Regions from separate parts of the Mus musculus genome. Here region 1 is linked to region 2. Evidence: chromatin loops called from intact Hi-C (ENCODE). Cell type or tissue: gastrocnemius. All regions are shown on one strand. Region 1 overlaps Baiap2l2 (BAI1-associated protein 2-like 2). Region 2 overlaps Pla2g6 (phospholipase A2, group VI).

The links. A loop is a pair of places that touch in the nucleus more often than their neighbours do. Peaks named below come from ENCODE experiments on the same cell type or tissue, not always from the same donor. Only the 100,000 strongest peaks of a DNase experiment are listed, where the experiment ranks them.
Region 1: a loop joins it to region 2, with 2.1 times the contacts of the local background. A loop is called at or near these places in 2 of 42 quality-filtered maps.

The regions. Positions count from the first base shown.
Region 1 is chr15:79,268,137-79,273,136 of GRCm38, reverse strand. It overlaps Baiap2l2 (BAI1-associated protein 2-like 2), which reads left to right. Exons shown (of 14, transcript NM_177580.3): 5 at 1,541-1,612; 6 at 1,819-1,935; 7 at 2,485-2,631. Among named protein-coding and RNA genes, the nearest start is that of Baiap2l2, 15 kb to the left of the region's middle. In gastrocnemius, a CTCF peak has its summit at 1,868; DNase peaks (open chromatin) are centred at 1,852 and 2,640; H3K4me3 peaks cover 1,482 bases; H3K27ac peaks cover 1,480 bases.
Region 2 is chr15:79,321,727-79,326,726 of GRCm38, reverse strand. All of the region lies in intron 1 of Pla2g6 (phospholipase A2, group VI), which reads left to right. Among named protein-coding and RNA genes, the nearest start is that of Pla2g6, 4.1 kb to the left of the region's middle. In gastrocnemius, no CTCF peak of the experiment used is centred here; DNase peaks (open chromatin) are centred at 253, 1,155 and 3,050; H3K27ac peaks cover 2,906 bases.

The DNA of each region.
Region 1 (5,000 bases), 54 kb after region 2:
ATAGGCACGAGAACACAGGCAGAGCGCACATGAGCAGTGAAAAAAGAGACTCGGCTTTGCTGCCACGCTGATTAGCCCCCTGAGGGGCGTGATAAGGGACTTCTGCAGCTGGAGGGTCAGGCCAAGCTGCTCTGCTTCCCACTCATGCCCACTCGTGGAGTTCTGTGGCTTTCTGTGTCACGGTCTCCACAGGCAGGCTCTCCCTGTTAAAGTGTTCTGAGCGTGTCCAGTGTGTTAGCTTGGTCCATTTAAAATATTCTGTGGCTTCCCAAGAGGTTCAAGGCTATTTCTACACTTCTACCATTCACTGTCTTTACTGATGCTCTGGTCACAGAGTGGCTTTGGTTTCAGGACCTGCCCAACCCCACACCTTCCCTAAGCTCCGTGGTTTATATTGGCTGGTTGGGCTGAGATAGGGGTGTGCAGAACACCCAGATGTGTCTGCCCGGAAATCGCAGGATGGACAAGCATGTTAGGTGTAAGGAGCTCTGCACCTGACCAGTAGTCCCGCCAGCAGAAACACTCGGTATTCTAGAGTGATCCACGTTTCTTTTCTTTTCTTTTCTTTTCTTTTCTTTTCTTTTCTTTCTTTTTTTTTTTTTTTTTTTTTTGGTTTTTTGAGACAGGGTTTCTCTGTGTAGCTAGCCCTGGCTGTCCTGGAACTCTCTTTGTAGACCAGGCTGGCCTTGAACTCAGAAATCCGCCTGCCTCTGCCTCCCGAGTGCTGGGATTAAAGGTGGCTCAGTGGTTAAGAGCACCAACTGCGCTTCCAGAGGTCCTGAGTTCAAATGATCCACATTTCTATTTCTTGTTTTTATAAAGATTCCCCGGGCACAGGTTGGCGGTGGCAGGTGTGGTTCAAGGGCTAGACTGGCACTGGCAGACCAGTCACGACAAGTTCTCAGGAGCAGCCACTGGAGAACCTTCAGCTTGTGCTAGTATACTAACTCTCAGCACCTGGGTTCCCAGAATTCCTTTTCTGTGTGGTATCTTCGCCCCAGGGGAAGGGCCCAGGGCAGCAGGAAGTCTTACACAGGGGAAGAAAGGATACAGGAAGACATGCTGAGCTGTCGGAAGTGAATGTGACAGAGGGATGGGGGTAAACTTGTTCCCATGAAGCCAATACCCAATGGCTCAGGCCTGACTTCTTCCCAGCATCGGGAGGCCTCAGAGAGGCTGATAGAGGGTATGGGGACATGCCAGGACCCTACCCAGCCCACAGCATCAGAACTCATAAGACCAAGTCCTGGGGAAACCGAAACCCAGCGTAGTAGCATAGCAACTAGTTCAAAGTCACAAAGCAAATTGGAAGCAAAAGGAGAGCAGCTCACACACACACACACACACACACACACACACACACACATATACACACACACATATACATATATACACACATACATATACATATAAATATACATATATATATAATTTGGACTTTTTTGAGGTGGGCAGCATTGTGATAACAAGTAAATCTGTTGGGGTGTTGGGGTCTGGGTCAAAGGGCACCCTGGTCACACCCATCCTGCGCTCCGCTCAGGTGCAGACATTCCACGGAGACTTGCTTCAGCACATGGAGAAGAACACCAAGCTGGACATGCAGTTCATCAAGGTAAGTCTGTCCCTCTGTCCCTCTACCCCAGCCCCTCCCAGGCAGGACACACAGATACCCCTCGCAATAGAAGGGCCACACAGGGCAGCGCCAAGCATTCATCTGACCCAGATTGTACATAGTCCCATCTGGGCCCCTCGGTCCATTACTTTGAGTCCTGACCTCTTTAATGTGCGGATCCCCTGCCTGTCTCTGTCCTACCCCAGGATAGCTGCCAACACTACGAGATTGAGTATCGCCACCGAGCGGCCAACCTGGAGAAGTGCATGTCTGAGCTATGGCGCATGGAACGCAAGAGAGACAAAAACGCGCGGGAGATGAAGGTATGAAAGCGTGAGAGGCTGAGGACAGGTCTCTGGGGGAAACCTAGCACCCTTGTGAGCTGCCCAAAAAGAACACAGCTGTGGGGAGCACAGCTGGATAGTCACCGACGGCCACCCTCAGCATCCCTCCCTTCCTCAGTCTCACTGAGAAAATGAGATCATTGGCCCCGCAGAGCAAACGTTCCACTCACAGCGTGCCTGGAAAGAAGCATTCAGTCCCTGCAAGGTCACTCCCATCCCCGCCTCTGTCTCTGGGATCCAAACCCAAGATTCAACCTTTGCTTCCTTTAGCGCCTTTTAATGAGCTCCGGTCTCTCTCTCCCCTTCCAAGGAGAGCATCACTCATACTCCCATCCCTGTTTCCTTAAACCGCCATCTCTATGGCAACGTCTGCACGCCTCTGTGCAGGGTACCAGAAACAGAGCCATAGTACCCAGGCCAGTGGGTCACAGGGTGAAGATGCAAACTGCGTGTTCAGGGGAGGATTGGAGAGGGACATCTAAGTCAGAAGGGCTCAGACCCCTAGCCAGAATCTTCTCCTGCCCCCAGGAGAGTGTGAACCGGCTGCACGCCCAGATGCAGGCCTTCGTGTCCGAGAGCAAGCGCGCCGCCGAGCTGGAAGAGAAGCGGCGCTACCGCTTCCTGGCTGAGAAGCACCTGCTGCTCTCCAACACTTTCCTGCAGTTCTTGGGCCGGGTGAGTCGGGCTGGGGAGAGCAAGCCACGCCCTCCCGGGGCGGTTGTGCGACTGCGCAGGACGCAGGAGCAGGAACGCTCCTTCCTTCCCCTTTGCTTTCTTTGAGTAGCAATTAATCTCGCCACACTGTTTCTGTGTTCATTTGTATGTATTGTTAATTCATGGTTTGTTTTGCAGACACATGTTTATGCACTCAAATTCAAGTCACTTATTTAATTAGGTCAGAGGATCGTTCTGAGAAGTTGGTTGTCTTTCAACTTTTATTAACTTCCAGGAATCAAACACAGATCCTCAGGCTTTGGCTGCAATCTCCTTTACAAAGGAAAATTTTGCTGTTCCCCATAAAAAAAAATCCTGAATGTATATGCCCACCCTCCTTACATTCGGTGGTAGGTTTGTTCAACAATAAGACATTAATTGTGCCGTCTAAGTGAACCCCTTGAAGCTTTGTGCGGTCTGCAGAACAGTCCGGTCTTCTCAATTCTATTGGATTGCTAATACGTTTGTTTTCTGTATTTAGTTATCATGTTGTTTTGTGCTTTGAGGCTTAAGACTATTAGACCTTTCCCATAAATATCATCTCTCTCTCTCTCTCTCTCTCTCTCTCTCTCTCTCTGTGTGTGTGTGTGTGTGTGTGTGTGTGTGTGTTTGATGTTCTCTTAGTCTGGTTTTATGCTTTTAATTGCACTCTAATTCTAACATTGGTCTTGTTTCTCTTCATGTATGGATTTCTGTTAACAACATGTGGACTAGGTTTTGGCGTTTGACCAGTCTGACAACCTGTGATGATGATGATGGTGGTGATAGTGGTGATGGCGATGATGGTGATTTCCTCTTTTCTCCCTTCTTTTTCCCTATTTCTGGCCTTCCTCCTCCTCTTTTTTCCTTGAGGCAACATCTCATCTAGCCCACGTTGTCTTCTAACCCACTGTGTAGCTAAAGATGAACTTTAACGTTTAACCCTCCTTCCTCTATCTCCAAGTACTGGAGTGACAGGCACGTTGCACCATACACAGGGTCGTGTGGTGCTAGAGACTGAGCCCAGGCGGGACTATCTTCATTCGTGCAGACGGGAGCTCTACCAGCAGAGCTGCATTCGCAGCCCACAGCCTAACTTCTAAATTGGAATTCCACTGCCCCCATTCAAACTGATGCCGGCTACACCTAGGGTGGGGTTCTCAACCTGGGGGTCACGACCCCTTTGGGGTTGACTGATCTTTCACAGGGGTTGCCTGAGACCATTGGAAAGCGCAGATATTTATTTACACTATGATTCGTAATCGTAGCAAAATGACAGTTATGAAGTAGCAGCAAAAATAACTATGGCTGAGGGTCACCACAACATGAGGAACTGTATTAAAGGGTTGCAGCATTAGGAAGGTTGAGAACCACTGGTCTAGGGTGTATCTTCCTAACTGACCTGAGCTGACTGTGTACCCCACTTGTCCTTCCTTCCCTCACCCCTCATTCTTATCAGCCTGGTTGAGTCACTGTGTCCTCATACTGCCCTCTCTGTCATTCCCACAGTCATGGATACATCATTTCTTATATTCTCTCAAGGGATGCTATGGCCATCCCCCCACTCACCACAGATGACTAGCTGTTTTCTGTTAGATGTACAGTACACAACATAACCACAAATCAAGTGTAGAGCCCAACCCAGTTCCCTGCTGCCACTCCCCATCTGGTCCTCTGCTCTGCACGACCCCTGATCACTTCCTGTCTCAGGAGAGTGGCCCATTGTGGGCATTCATAGCAAAGGAGCCATTGGAGGTGGGGCCCTTGTTACTGGCTTTCCTCTCCCTGCAGAAGTGAGTTCCATTGTCTGGATGTCCAATCCCTGCTGGTTGCTGGAGGAAGGAGGCTATTCTTTGAAACATCCTTAATAGAGCCACTGTGTGGCAGGTTCTCATTTCCCTTGGGTATTCAGCTATGGGAGTGTGTGGTCCTATGATAGTGTCACATTCAACCATTTGAGAAACTTCCTGATACTCGTCCTAAGTCCTACACCATTTTGCCTGTCAGTTTGTGATCTTGCCACATCCTCACCTGCCCCTTATTACAGTCATTTTGCTTTTAGCCATTGTCTTACTTAGGGTTTTATTGTTCAAAATAGACACCATGACCACAGCCACTCTTATAAAGGACAACATTTAATTGGGGCTGCCTTACACTTTCAGAGGTTCAGTCCATTATCATGGCGGGAAGCATGGCATCATGCGGGCAGACATGGTGCTGGAGGAGCCTAGAGTTCTACATCTTCATTCAAAGGCAGCCAGGAGGAGGGTCTCTTCTGCTCTGGGCGGAGCTTGAGCACTAGAAGCCCTCAAAGCCCACCTACACAGTGACACACTTGCTCCAACAAGGCC
Region 2 (5,000 bases):
ACCATCTGTAATGGAATTTGATGTCCTCTTCTGGTGCGTCTGAAGTCGGTGACAGTGTACTCACATACATAAAATAAAAAATAAATCTTTTTTTTTTTTAAAGAAGGTGTGGGTTGCCGTGTAGGTACTGGAAGCTGAGCCCGAGTCCTCTTCAGGAGTATCAAGTGCTCTTAACTTCCTGGAATCTCTCCAGCTTTGAGGGCAGTGGCAGTGACCCGCCCCAGGCAGCTATGCCCAAGGGACCATGGCAGACACTGTTCAGTGTGGCGTGTTGCTGAATCCAATTGCTCATGGGGCAGATGCCTTTCCTCCTGCACCCTGTAGGAAGTCAGGGGACCTGTGCCCTACAGTGTGACACCAGCCATGAGACTGCCATGAGACTGTCATGTTGTCTAAGGGCTCCTTCTGTTGGCTTACAGCATTTCCCCTCCCTAGGGGTTGCTTGTCTTGTTAAATGTAATTATGGTGGCATGCTTAAGAGGGATTTCCAAGGCATCCAATAGAATGATATAACTAAGAATATCCTGGAAGGAATTGCCTCCTGAGCACTGAGTTTACGTGTGTGTGTGTGTGTGTGTGTGTGTGTGTGTGTGTGTGTGTGTGTGTATGTGTGTGTACACATGAATAAGTGTGGCCTGTGTAGAGGGTGTGCTCTCCTGGGCAGCGTGAACAGATACAAAAGTGGCAGGAAGTCAAGTGACAGCAGGGGCCTGGTACTTGGATTGGACCTCAGGTCCTCAGCCTGGAGCCATGGAGGTGGGGTGGGGTGGACAGGGATAGGTGTCAGCTGCTCAGGAGGGTGACCCCAGTAATCTAATCATGAGACGTGCTGTGGGAATTGGCGGGCAGTCCTGTGTGTTTGGGTGTGCTCCTGAAAGCCCCTACAGCCATTACCTGAGACAAGAAGGCTCAGGTGTTCTGGCCTGGTTCTCCTCCCTCCATGCTTGTCTGTGTCAGGTGGAGGCAGTTTCATCTCTAAAAAGGCTGAAACACTGAGAACCGATGTTGGAACCATGCTGGGCAGTAAAACTGATTTTCCCAGAGGAACCAACCAGTCCCAAGAGCAGCAGTGCTGGAGGAAGGGTCTCCTGGTGGGGGAGCAGGTGGTCCTTGGAGGAAAGCCAGAGGCTGGGTTCACCCGCCTTGCTTTGTGGTGTGAGAGCCAGATGTGCGGGGGCATGGGATCCCTGTCCCACTGCCTTAGGGACGCAGGCTGGTGGCTCACAGATGTCCATTGATTTGTTCACTTACATCAAACAGCTGCTGGAAGTGGGTGCCATGCACCCTAAGGAATCAAAGCAGTGCCACGGTCCTTTGTGAGGGACCCCATGGAGTAGGGTTGCCAAGGGGAAAGGCTGAGGGGAGAAAAGAGCTTTCTGGAGGAAGTGGCCTCCAAACTGGTTCTTGAGAGACAAGAAAGGGGAGGTTTATTTGAGTGCATATCCTTTGTCTATTATGAGAGAGATGTTAAGTGGGGGTAGGAGTGATACAGGCCAGGGAGTGAAGGTGCAGGAGCGCCCAAGGACACTGAGGCACACATGTGACCTGTCTGCTGGGACTGAATGACTAGAGTCACGTCAGGGGGCTGGAGTGCAGGCTGGGCCTTTTCTGAGGATTCTGATACATTCTCTAGAGTTTGGGCTTTCTGAAGTATTGGAGATCCATATGGCATAGAGTCCATCAGCAGTGAGGTACTGTCATTCCACCGGGAGATATGGCCATTCAGTTTGTAGTCTGTGTGCTAGACAGCCATAGAGGAGCCATGTGTGTAAGGCTAGACCATGACCTAGACTCATGTACCTCCATTTTGAACCACGTTGAGTGCCGGCTTGTAGGGAGGGGTCAGTCCACTGCTTACTCTGCCTTTGGAGTGAGAGTGGACTCAGAATGAGGAGTGGGGGTTGGGGGGGGCTCGCATGAGCAGGGAGGACATTCTGGGTTTTGTAGAATGGACTGGATGGATCATGGCTCCCGCCAAGCAGTTTCTACCTGCAAGCATCCAAAAGGGAGGAGGGAAGGTGAACAGCCTGGCAGCCTTGCCAGGAGAGTGACCCTCAGAGTGAGAGCAGTCTTCCTGAGACCCGCCCTTCACCACGGCAGAGGTGGATGCAGACCTCCTTCAGCCAGTCCAGGTGACAGTGATCACCCATGGTGGCCATGCATGCCTCTGTCCTCCCAGCTGTGACCCCTGCTGTGCATGCCAGGAGGGCCTCTCCCCACCCCCCTCAGCTGTCTTCTGTCTTTCCTTAGAACTCAAGTCCTGTCCTCCAGTGTCCTTCCCCAGGGACCACACACTCTGAGCCTGGCCCTCATGGACCCAAGTAGCCCCTCCTGGGGGGCTCACTGAAGACCCTTCCATGGTCCCTCCAGGGCTCTTGTTTGGTTTTCATTTTGGTGGCCAGAGTGTATTTCTATAGTTTGTCATCTGAACCCTCCATCTGAGGCCCTCTCTGGATGGATCTCTCCATCTCTGATGTGAGTATACTCTTCTCTGGTCTTGTCTTCCGTTCCTCCAGGAGAGCTGTAGATGTCCACAGACACCATCTGCCTTCCAGAAGCAAACCAAGGCGGCACACTGACAGGGAATGGGTTAGAGACAAGGGGAGAAGCCACAGATCTTAACCTTAGGCTGCATGAAGGGTCGTCACCGGCACTGGCACCATGAATGGCTTGGCTTGGCCCTTTTCAGTTGTGGCATCTCTGGCTGGAAACAGGGGTTCTGTGTCAGATGACCTCATCTAGGAGCCAGCTCTGGGGCAGAGCAGTAGTGACAGTTGTCAGCAGTAGAAAACAATGTTACAGGAATGTAAAAACTGTGAGACTAAGCCCCAAGAGGTTTGAGGGAGGCCCCCAGTGGAAGATTCCTTAGCTGCCCTGATGGCAGCCTGGCCGAGATGGTAGCGGCAGGATGCCAAGAAGTAGGCACATAAATGCTTTGTAGCATTCCTGCCTGGCCCTGCCATGCTTGTTCCAGGATGTGTGTGGCCCATGGGTCCACAGAGTTCATTTCCTCTCTTCCACCTGAAGAGAACAATGGCTGCTGGTGGTGTTGTCACAGTGGGTTGGCGTCTGGCCTTTTCCTTAGTTACTGTGTCATATCCTGTATCACACTGGCCCCAGGAGGCTGGACAGAGGCCAGGCCTTTCAACATAGGGGACATGTCTCTGTCAGAGAATGCTGGGGTGAGGACTTCCTCTGAGTGAGGCTGCTGATCCCACAGACAAGTGGATTTAAACCAGTGAGGCTCTTGGGTGCACCCTGCCCCACTTCCTGGAGCACCTCTCTGCATCTGGCCTGGCCTCTGGCACATCTGCATAAAACCACAGAGCCCAGGACTCAGCCTACACCTGCTTTCTATAAAACCATAGTAATTTTGTGTGCCATTTGGAAAATCGAGAACAGCAACAGTGTTACTCATGTAACCAGGACCTTCATCTCCTCCAGATATCCTGGTATGCTTCTCCTGTCTATGCCTTTTTTAGTTTTGGATTTAATTTACATTTTTATTTGTGTCGGGGTAGGGGTGGGGGAAGGGAAGAATGGTGCGCTATCTCACCAGTCCCTTTTTTTTTTTTTTTTAAAAGAAGTTTGTGCAAAATACTTACTCAGTTAAATTTCCTCACAAGAATCTTGAATGGAGCCAAGCTTGGCACTAGGGTGAGAGACCTTGGGAGCCTCCTGAAGAAGCTTAGACTCTGGAGCTGCTCGCCTTGGACTGTAGCACTCGTCCCTGTCCCTGTCAGCTGTGTGACCTTGGGAATGGCCCGCTGCCTTTCTGTGCCTTAGCTTCCTCCCACTCGAAGCGAGGATAACCGTGTGGGAGGGTGGCTGTGCAGAGGAAGTGATACGAGCTTAGGATGGGGCGGAGGGAGGTGCCAGGTGTGCCCAGGCTGACAGTCACTCAGAATCTGTCAGAGAAACAGTTCAGTTGGTAAAGAGCAGCTCTCACAAGCCGGAGGACCCGAGCCCAGTCCTCAGTGGTGGTGTGTGCTGATGATTCTGCAGCTGGGGAAGTCCCCAGAACTCGCATGACAAGTTAGTTAACTCCAGGAGCTGCTGAGGAGGCCTTATCTCAAAATCCTGAGCAATGGCAGCTGAGGTTGACCTCTGGCCTCTGTGCACATTTACACACACACACACACACACACACACACATCTGAACATGCACATCCCAGTGACATACACACACAGAGTGCTTGCTGGGGTATAAAAGGAAAGATTTTTGTTGTTACTTGAGACAAGGCTACTCTGTCCTAGAGCTCACTGTGAGACCAGACTGGATCCAACCGCTTTAGATTCCTAAGGGCTGGGATCATAATGTGAACCATCATACCCTGTAAGATTGTCTTCTTGCCAAGGGCAGTAGATTATTCAGTGGGTAAAGGCATTTGCTACCTAGCCCGACAACTTGAGTTTGATTCTTGGCACCTACATGATGGAAAGATGCAGGGGCCACAGCACACGGATTCCTGCCACTGGCTGACACAGCACACACACTTCGACGTTTGTGCACTCATTTATTTGTTTGTGTGTTTTAATCCCGAGCTGGGGTTTCTACCCCTCCTTTGACTGCTTGCTTAGTTCCCAGATAAAAGAAACACATGACCTTTATATCTACAGTAAGCAAGCCTTAAACAGCACAAGAGCTGGGCAGCTGTCTGCCCTCCATGCTGTTAAACTCTACTTTCCGATCGATAGATAACCCCGAGTTATCAGTTACTATGTTTCATCTGGGCTGCCCTTAACTCCAGTTGGCCAGCCCTCAGGGCTGCGTTTTTTTATGGCTCACTTAACCCATGGAGGCTTCTCTTCTTCTTCCTCTAGGTTCTCCTCTGACCCCTAGCTAGGGGATCCTAAACCCCACCTCTGTCTCTTCTGCCCAGCTATTGACTGTTGGCATCTTTATTTACCAATCAGAAATAGCTTGGGGACAGGGTCACAGGTCTATGTACAGAGTCCAGGGCTGCACTTAGCATTGCAACAGACAGCAAGACCAAACC